2 separate regions of the Homo sapiens genome follow, and region 2 is linked to region 1. A link is a loop called in an ENCODE intact Hi-C map of the cell type or tissue named here. Cell type or tissue: GM12878. All regions are shown on one strand. Links, peaks and the distances in the headings refer to the core of each region. The heading gives the core; the rest is flanking DNA. Region 1 has its middle 150 kb from the start of MIR4303. Region 2 has its middle 170 kb from the start of TRD-GTC1-1.

What was found. Peaks named below come from ENCODE experiments on the same cell type or tissue, not always from the same donor. Only the 100,000 strongest peaks of a DNase experiment are listed, where the experiment ranks them.
Region 2: it touches region 1 in a loop (4-fold over the local background); 2 of 110 quality-filtered maps call a loop at or near these places.

Annotation. Positions count from the first base shown.
Region 1 is chr12:98,147,026-98,152,411 of GRCh38, forward strand. No RefSeq gene overlaps it. Among named protein-coding and RNA genes, the nearest start is that of MIR4303, 150 kb to the left of the region's middle. In GM12878, for the core only: no CTCF peak of the experiment used is centred there; a DNase peak (open chromatin) is centred at 2,418.
Region 2 is chr12:98,329,759-98,335,144 of GRCh38, forward strand. No RefSeq gene overlaps it. Among named protein-coding and RNA genes, the nearest start is that of TRD-GTC1-1, 170 kb to the right of the region's middle. In GM12878, for the core only: a CTCF peak has its summit at 3,084 (motif pointing left); a DNase peak (open chromatin) is centred at 3,053.

The DNA of each region.
Region 1 (5,386 bases), core at 1-5,000:
GTGGGAGTTGAATTGAGCCTTAAAGGCTGAGTGGGGCAGCATCTGCAGCAGTATTTCTCCTGGTATTCAAGAGAATATTCCTGTTATCTATGTTAGTAGGCATGGTGTGGTTAAAGATTAAGCCCTAAATCAGCTACCTAGGCCTCGCTGAGTGCTCTAGCAACATTTCTCTTTGTAGTGGAGAAGTTTTAATGAGAAAGGAAGCCTTTTGAAGGGAATATTGAGTAATTAGGAGACTATGTGAGGCTGGTCTCAACTGTGATTCCGGGGAGAAAGTGCATCTTTTCCTAAAGCAAAGAGAGTGCAGAAGGAAGAACCACCCAACATAACTCTTTTAGTCTACAAGAGAGAAAGAACACATGATATATAATGGTTATTCCACCTCATCATTATAGTGGATTATATATATTCCTTCCTTCCTTCCTTCCATCCATTTTCCAATATATTCCATCTCATCATTTATCCACCATGGATAAAGCAATCTATCCTGCATTCAGACTTAGCTTTTAATCAGCTTAAGTAAAATACTTAAAATATTATTCCCCATGCACCCAAATTTGGAAATTGTACCCTATAACAATTTGGGATTTTTCTTTCTCTGTGTTTTCTTACACTGAGGAAACCCTACACTTATAGTCTACATTTTTAAAAAACAAAAATGCTTTCAAAAAGAAATGCATTTTCAGGGGAAGTTTTAAAAATCCTAAAGAATATTGGCTGGGCACAATGGCTCACACCTGTAATCCCAGCACTTTGGGAGGCTGAGGCAGGCAGATCACAAGGTTGGGAGATAGAGACCATCCTGGCCAATATAGTGAAACTCCGTCTCTACTAAAAGTACAAAAAAAAAAAAAATTAGCCAGGCATGGTGGCATGCACCTGTAGTTCCAGCTACTCAGGAGGCTGAGGCAGGAGAATCTCTTGAACCAGGGAGTCGGAGGTTGCAGTGAGCCAAGATCACGCCACTGCACTCCAGCCTGGTGACAGAGAGAGTCTGTCAAAAAAAAAAAAAAAAATCCTAAAGAGTATTAATTAGGAAACATAAAAATTAAATTTTTTTTAAAGACAGAAGCATTATTACCCAACGCCCTAAGAACTGGCTTTGTGAAACTGAAGAGAGATCAGGATGAGTGAAAAACTCTTCAATACTATCTTTTCAGACCACATTGTCAGAATTATTTTCAAGGAGATCAGCATGGAATAGGAAACTACTCGCTGTAAACATTATCTGATTTTCTACCATAGGCATCACTGGTAACTTGACTGAACTATTTGGAGTTAGTGTGTGTTCTAAAAAAAAAAAAAACCATACATTTCATTTGTCACCAGCTTCCTGAAAGTGTAAATTCTTGTCAATAGCAGAGCTTATCCTCAAGATACTCAGCAAGCAAAGTGAAGAGTTGGGTACAGGATGTGGAGCTCTGGCTTTTTAGGCCTACATGCAATAGAGCAAAAACCAATGCTCCTCAGATGTCAGCTCTTTGTTCACTCAACAAGTATGTGTTGATCACCTGCTATGCACCAGGCAGTGAGGCAGGTACTGGGGATATAGTGGTGTATAAAAGAGACATGTCCCTGCCATCATGAGGTTTACAATCTAGTGTAGAAGTCAGACAAGAAGCCATCAACCAAAGGAATACATCATTTAACATGATGAACCACGAGAGGAGGTGGAATTCTACTAAAGAAGGGTTTTTCAGGGATGGCCTGTCTGAGGATCTAACATTTAAGCTAAGATCTAAAGGATTGAATAGTCCTAAAAGAGGTCACAACAAAAGTGAAGGCTACACTGAGAAAGAGCGTGGCATGTTTGAAGACCTAACATAAAGCCAGTGTGAGTGAAGCAGCGAGGAAAAGGAGATGATAAGGCCAGGGAAGGGCACCATGATAAAGAGTCCCGATTTCATTCTGAAAGTGACAGGAAGCCACAGAAAGGCTTTGTGTTCCTCTGCTTGGGCTTCCATAACAAAATGCCGTGGTCTGGGTGGCTTAAACAACAGATATTTATTTCTCCCAGTTCTGGAGGCTGAGAAATTTGGGATAAAGTTCCATCCCTTCAGTTCCAGGTGAGGGCCATCTTCCTGGCTTGTGAGAGGCATAGAAAGCGCCTTCTCACTGTGTGTTCATAGGGCTTTTCCTTGGTGCACATACATCAAGAGAGAGTACAAACTCTTCAGTATCTCTTCTTATAAGGACATTGATATTATCAGATAAGGCCCTACCCTTATAACTCTATTTAACCTTAACTATTTCCATATGGACCTTATCTCCAAATATGATCACATTTAGGCTTATGACTTCAACATATGAATTTGGGGGGAACACAAACATTCAGACCACAACAGGCTTACAGCAGGGAAATGGCATGGCCTGATCAACTGATTTCATTTTTTAAAGGCCACTTTAACTAATCTGTGGAGGATGACTAATAAGGAAAAAGAAAAGCAGCAGAGCAAACAGGAGTTCTGAACAGAGAGAACATGACAGACAAAGGTGGTAAAAGTATTGCATCAGAGAAAAATGTGGGAAAGAATTGAGTAACCAGGTATTTTTTTTAAAAGCTTGTTTAATATTTAAAGAAAGAGAATAAATAAGATTTGATTATTAAAAAGGAAAATTGAAGCAATGCCTCTTCTAAGTGACTTTTTTAAACAATATCTGTAAGCCACCCAAGAGGGACAACGTGTGTGGTTCCCTGTATGGCAATGCTACAGAATTGCTTTGATCATTAGCCTCCTTTCTTGTATTGTCATTGCAATTCATGATTATGGGGAAATCCAGGAAGGTTCCAAGCTTCAGTTAAGATAGGCCATGAAACATAAAAATACTTATCGGAATGTATGTTAGGTTCCTATTGCTGCATAACAAATTTCCACACAATTAACAGCTTAAAACAACACCTGTTTATTGCACCAGCATTTCTGTAGATCAGAAGTCCAGGCGTGGCTCAAGCTGGGTCCTTCACTCAGAGTCTCATAAGGCAGAAATCAAGGTGTCAGCTGGGCTGAGTTCCTTTCTGGAGCTAGGGGTTCTCAAACTCACGTGGTTGTTGGCAGAATTCAATTCCTTGTAGATGTATGACTCAGCCCCCTGTTCTTTTATTGACTTCCAGATGGGGTCCACTTTCATCTCCTAGAAGCCACCTGCAGCCCTCTTTTAAAGGCTCAGCCCATTAGGTCAGATCTACCCGATAATGGCCCTTTTGATTAACTCAGCTAATTAGGGACCTTGATTACATCTGCAAAGTTCTTTATGCCGTACAACAGGACAGTCATAAGAGTGATCTCTCATCGTGTCTGAGGTTCCAGTCACGCTCAACAGGAGGGTGATAACAGGGGTTATCAGGGGATCTTTTTATTCTGGCTACCACAGAATATCATTGAATCCTTGAACCTTGTGTCAAGACTTCACATTATTACAATCTCTTGCTATGCAATGCTCCATAATACACCCCATAATTGCTGAAAATCATGAAGGTTGAACTTTTTGTAAAAAAAAAAAACAAAAAAAAACAAAAAAAAAAACCAGTCAACACATTGGCTGGAAAAATAAATCTGTTTCAAAATGTTCATGTTTTTAAAGGGTTAACTTCTCAGCTACACCTTCAGGGCTGTTTCAGACCATCTCAAAGTCTTCTATATCGCTTTTTGCAGAAGCTGTCTTTTGGAGTTCATCTTTTAAGTGGGGCTCTTTTCTAGAGACTTCAGCTAAGTTCTATTTTTCCTTCAGTAAGTCATGAGAAATCTATTCAGTAGAATCCAGTTCAACATCTGGCTCTTTGCTTCCTCCCAGTCTCTAGAAGAGCAGTTTTCAAAGTCTGGTTTTGGGCCATCCTGACACCCTGTCAGAAGGTCTTTGAGGTCCTCCTTTTTCAACTATTGGATACATAGCCATGTGCAGCTAGATTTCCTCCACAGACTTCAACCAAAGCAACATATCACAACAGATGGAATGCAGTGCCTGCAGTAAGCCAGACATGAAGGAGATGTGCAAAAATTTAAAACAATGCCACTCTTCTCATTCAATATTTTTGTTTTGAAAATGCCAAATAGAAACAACACCAGACTTAGATAAGGAGTAACTTTATTTGAAAAGACAATTGCAATAAAGAGAATGCTTTGACCTCAGGATGAGGAAGTGTCTTAAAATTAAGCAGAAAAAGGTTTTTCTTATATAGGGAAGGGTAAGCAGAGATGGCAGGGACTATATGGGTGAGGAGGACAAGCAGGTGGGTGAACAGGGGGCAAAATCAGGTACTTCAACAAGTAATGTTTCTCTTGTGGTTAGTCAGTTCTCAGAAGGAGCTGTTAAGGGAGGATGTTTCACAGCTTAGTGCTTTAGGCCTTGCTCGAACTTGGGAGCTAGCCAAAGTTTGGGAGCCCACTGGAAGGAGAGAAGCCTGATTAAAATTTGGTCAAGCAAAAGTTCCGTGGATAAGTAACAGACAATCGTGAGCACTTGGTCAAAAACTATAGTCATTTTTCGTGAAAATAATTATGTGTTTATAAGCAATGAGTCTGTTATTTTGTGGATTAGTAAATATTTTTAAATGTCTCAGGTTTAAATTTTATGCAGTAAATGTCAAGAGATACAACCCCCATAAACAAAAGCTCTTTGGAGGCCTCAATAATTTCTAAGAGTATGAAGGGATCCTGAAACCAAAATGTTCAAAAACCACCACTCTAGATTATTCTAGATAACCGTGCCCATTAATCCTAGAGCAATGACAGGACTTAGAGATTTTTTCATTCACTCCTTTCATATTGTGGATAAGTTGAAACTTAGGGTAGCCATGTGACTTGCCCAAGATCAGTGAGTGAAAAGCATCACTAAGTTTTAAATACTGATTTCCTCATTCCTAACCCTGTGTTTACCCTACTATTGCTATACAATTTCAGATATGTCTATTTCGTATCCAAACTTTGAGAACAAGTCTCTGTCTTATACTTCTTTCATATACTTCAGAGCTGCTGGCATATGTCTCAAATAATCAAATGATGGGTGCTCAAAATTCTCGTTGGATGAATGTATACAGGAATAAAGGAGAGAAGGAAAGACAAAAGAGAGAACAGGAAACATGGATGGATGGAAGGAAGGAAGGAAGGGAGGGAGGGAGGGAGGGAGGGAGGGAGGGAAGGAGGGGGAAGGAAAGTCTTTTATGAACCCATAGGCCTTGAAACCATTTCACTCTCTCAGCAACACCCACATACAATAATCTCTTAATTATTTCCAGGCTCCAGGGACACAAAAATCTGGTCTACAAGAAACTCTCAATATCTTCCTTAAAAGTCTACACTGAAGGCTTACATATCCAAAGAAAGGCTCATAGAAGCAGCATGGCTTGTACCATCCTCATGTGCACAGCCTCCCCGGAAACCACAGAAGG
Region 2 (5,386 bases), core at 316-5,315, 180 kb after region 1:
TAGGAGGCCTCAGGAAACACAATCACGGCAGAAGGCAAAGGGGAAGCAGGCACCTTCTTCACAAGGTGAGAGAAGGGAGTGTGAGAGTGCAGGGAAAAAAAACTTTCACTTTTAAAACTATCAGAACTCATGAGAATTTACTCACTATCCCAAGAACAGCATGGGGGAACCGCCCCCATGATCTAATCACCTCCCTCCCTCAACACATGGGGATTACAATTGGAGATGAGATTTGGGTGGGGACACAGAACCAAACCATATCAGAAGGCTTCTGTGACCAGGCATGTGTTGGGTTTACCACATACCAAGCAATTCTCCAGCAGACACCAACTGGGTATCCTATAACTTCATTCAATTCTTCTGCTATCTACCTGGGGATAGCATCAGACTCTGCAGGCTAAGGTCACAGTCCCACAAGACTGCCTCCCACTTCAGATGCCAATGGCAAGCCCCAGGTTGTGATCTGTGCTTCTGACTGACCAGCTAAAAACCTGGGTTCCCATATCCCCCTCCTCATGTTCAATTAATTTGCTAGAGAGGCTTACAGAACTCGAGGAAACACTTTACTTGTGTTACCCATGTATTATAAAGGATATTACAATGGATACAGATGAACAGCCAGACGGAAGAGATGCACAGGAAAAGGTATGAGGAAAGGGGCACGGAGCTTCCATGCCTCCCTGGGCACAGCCCCCACCAGACACCTCCAAGTGTTCAGCAACCCGAAAGCTCCCTGAACCCTGTCCTTTGGGTTTTATGGAGGCTTCATTACACAGGTATGGTTGATTATATCATTGGCCATTGAGGCTTGCCCCTTTCTTCTCCCACGGGGTGGAGAGGGCTGGGTTGAAACTTCCAACCCCCTACTCATGCTGTGTCTTTCTGGTGACCTGACCCATCCCAAAGCTATCTGGAGGACCCCAGCCACCAGTCATCTCATTAGTGTACAAAAGATGCTCATCACTGCAGAAATTTCAAGGGTTTTAGAAGCTGTGTGCCAGGAACCAGGAGCAGAGACCAAATAAATATGTATTTCTTTTTTTTTTTTTTTTTTTTTTGAGATGGAGTCTAGCTCTGTTGCCAGGCTGGAGTGCAGTGGCACAATCTCGGCTCACTGCAACCTCTGCCTCCCAGGTTCAAGCCGTTCTCCTGTGTCAGCCTCCCAAGTAGCTGGGACTACAGGCACACACCACCACGCCCGACTAATTTTTTGTACTTTTAGTAGAGACAAGGTTTCACCATGTTGGCCAGGATGGTCTCAATCTCCCAACCTCATGATCCACCTGCCTTGGCCTCCCAAAGTGCTAGGATTACAGGCATGTGCCACTGCGCCCGGCCATGTATTTCTTATTATATCACAATACCACAATCACCCTCTGCAATTTGGGTAGCTAATTTACCATTGGACCATTTTCTAGGTTTATGACATCTTTTCACCCTCTTGAGGTGAATTAAATGATCAGTTCCAGTTCTTTACCCCTTCTTTGCCATGACCTCATCATGAGCAGAATGTATTTCCTGCCCTTAATGTTGGGCTCTACAATGTGGCTTGTTTTCTTCAGTGGCAGGAGAAAAGAACCAACAGTCCAAAGCCTAAACTTGAATATTTCTGTTTGCCTTCTTGCTCTGTTGTATCACCATGAGAAGAACTTGCCCCGCTCGATGGCTACACCAGGGAGAATGAGAGATATGTGGAGCTGATTTAGCCTAGACCTACAGAAGCAGAGCCACCCCAGTTGCTGCAACTAGAAGCATAGATACCCGGCTGAGCCCAGCCCAGATGAGCCAACAGATGCCCAACCTACACATCCATCAGCTAATTAGATGCTTACTGATGTATACTGGTGAGATCTCATGCAGCATTGTTCTAACAGTAGTTAACCAAAACACTCTTTCTTTTAAAAGAAAATTAGATAATTCAGTGCATAAGATGAGCCTATAGAAAATACAATTGCTTTTGAAACAAATGCACAGAATATGGTTAAATCCATGAATTTGTCCCCATTAAAGCCTATACATTTACTCTTTTGATACTGCCTTCTTCCAAAATAGTTTTGAGAAATGCTTTTAAGCTTCGTTTTCTAAATGTATAGCACCAATTTTGTATTATCCTCAGTAATAAAAAATCTTCATACTTTGAAAAATCCTTGATTTTTTAAAAAAACTAAAAACACTAGGAGGTATTTGGTTTTCTTAAGGATCAACTGGAATTATTTTCATTTTTATTCAGTAGAAATAATATATAGTTCAGGCTAGGTGTCGTGGCTCACACCTGTAATCCCAGCACTTTGGGAGGCTGAGGCCGGCAGACCGCTTGAGGCCAGGAGTTCAAGACCAGCCTGGCCAACATGGCAAAACCTCATCTCTACAGAAATACGAAAAATTAGCCAGGTGTGGTGGCATGTACCTGTAATCCCAGCTACTTGGGAGGCTGAGGTACGAAAATCCCTTGAACCCAGGAGGTAGAAGTTGCAGTGAGCTAAGATAGTGCCACTGTACTCCAGCCTGGGTGACAGAGTGATACTGTCAAAAAAAAAAAAAAAGAAAGAAAGAAATATATAGTTCAGAAAGTTTTAAAAATTAAAATAAAATGTTTCAAACTCACAACTATAACTCAATTGCTTTAGCATATTCAATTTTTTTCTTTAATGCATATGTTTTACTAAGATTCTCAAAAATTTTTTCCCTTAAATGGATAGGTTCCTTATCACACTTTTGCAAATTGAAACTTAATTGGAAAATAAATGTTTGGTATCAATTTGAATCATTTTTAAAACACCCCTGGCCATGTGCTTTTTGTGTATATTTTATTTGATTTAGGCCAATTACAGTATCCAGAATGTGTGCCAATCAAATTGTCATTCAAGTATCTCTATGCTCCCTCTTGAGAAAAAAAAAAAAAAAAAGAAATGCTTTATCTGAGGAATGTGAGACCCCTCTGAAATGATCAGGCCCAGGGAGGAATTGAAATGTGACTTCAGGCACATCTCACTTCCCCCTAAGTAATCACCTTCTGAAGCTACTTGCTATGTGGGCTCTAGACAGACTGACACCAAGTAGTCATAAATTAACCCAACAATGCCATCCACTGGACACCATAACTCATACCCTACAGTTCAACAATGTATAGCCAATCACTAGTCAGTGTTATTTCTGTAAACCAATGGGAATGCCTGTCAAACAACTTTGTCTCTACCCATCCTTGCTCCCTTTTGCCTTTAAAACCCTGCTTGTAACAAAAGCCGAATGGAGCATGTCCCAAGGCAACTTGGAAGTATTTCCCAGGCGGCTGTCCTCATTCTGACTCAAGTAAAGTATTTAATATTTTGTGCCTCAGCCTCTTCCTTTAGGTCAACACTTTGAAATAAATTCCAGAGTCAGAGAAAATGGCAGAAAAATTTTTGAATTAGGAGAATTGGAATTTGCAAATATCATCCAGGCCGGGCACGGTGGCTCATGCCTGTAATCCTGGCAGTTTGGGAGGCCGAGGCAGGTGGATCATGAGGTCAGGAGTTCGAGACCAGCCTGACCAACATGGTGAAACCCCATCTCTACTAAAAATACAAAAAAAAATTAGCCAGGGGTGGTGGCACGCACCTGTAATCCCAGCTACTCAGGAGGCTGAGGCAGGAGAATCACTTGAACCCAGAGACGAAGGTTGCGGTGAGCCAAGATCGCACCACCGCAACCCAGCCTGGACAACAGAGCAAGAGTCTCAAAAAAAAAGAAAGAAAGAAATGTATCATCCAGAAGTGTAAAAGCCAAGAGCCTCAATGGGTGGCTCTGCTAGATCTCGAGACACAAAGGGATGGTGTGTGTCTGACGAGACTTTGAGGGAGAGGATTCTCTCCTTTAAGCCAATTCTACATGATTATTCCATGAAAGCTACACTAAGCTCTGAAGAGTGTGCGTGGACATGGAGCTTTTACCCCTCCTGCCTGACTCTGAAGCTTTGGTCTAGCAAAAGCATCACATTCCTTCAATGCAACAATATTCCACTCGTGCAAACTTTTGATGACAGTGAAAATTTAGAACTTGGATGGGGTCTAAGATCTGCCACAGCCACATATTTAGTGTCCCTCAGATTTGGTGTCTTCCAGACCATGGCCGTATTTCTATGCAGATAGTCTCCAATTCTTTAGCTCTAATTCCAAGGAGTGATACTAATGCCTAAAGAGGGGTCATAATTAACAAAAACAACAAGTTATATTTCACAAAATTACTTCATTTAACACCCAGTTTAACAGCTACTAATGGAAATATGCTTGTGATAAGCCTTTGTAATGAATATTTTCTAAATCAATTTCTTTAAAACTTTATTCTAATTTTGCATATCGTTATAATTATGGTACGCCTACACACTAATTTCCTTTCTTTAAATATTTGATCATAAGCATAAAACTACATATATTTAATGACTGTATAATATTCCAGAATTAAAGACATCACATTTATTTAGACATTCTCTTACAAGCAGATATTTAGTTTTTGGCTTTTTAAAATAAATAATGCTAAAAGAAACATGTCTGTGTATATGAGTTTTCCCTTTCATATTAGTTACTTGTGAAAGATTGCTAGCTGCAGGACTATTAGATCAACACTCACGAACATTTCTGTGACACTTTCTACATAGTGAGATATTGTTTTCCAGAAGCTTAGATCATTTTCATTGGAGTAAAGAATACCAATTTCACCATAATTTTGTAAATATTTGATATTATCAATTATAAATAATTTTTATTGATACAATAGACAAGTAAAGTATCTCCCTATATTTTTAAAACTAGCATTTATCTAATTACAAGCCAAATTGAATATTTTTGCATGTTTATTTACTAGTTTTATATTACATTTGTTTGCTAGTCACCTTTTCATGGTTTTTTTGGCGGGGGTGGTGGGCTGGTTTTATATATAGTGAAGAAATGATATCAGCTAAGGAATCAGTGATTTGCTAAGGGGAAGAAAAAGACCTTGAAAAATAAAGAGGAGATTTTAAAGAATTGTCCATACAGATAAATACATTGAAGAGATTCTCACCTCCAAAATGTCCTTTGAAAAATTCAGGTTGAGGTATTAGGGCGAAATTGTGTTAAATGCATAGAATATGCTAGACAGAATTGACAAGCTAGAAAGAAACAATGTATACGAAGTAGATAACAGCAGCACAAGAGTGTTTTAAGCCACTCAAAAGTGAAAGTGGAGCTAGTGGGCAAAGTGTAAAAGCCATTGTTGAACTAGGTATCTGCAGCAATAACCTGCCTGTGGGACTCAGAGCATCCAATGCTCGGGAGAGGCTAAACCTTACAAAGTTAAGCTCACATTCACATTTGGGAACACCAGTATTGAGGGGTGTCCTTGGACCCAAACAGGTATAACCTTTATTGAG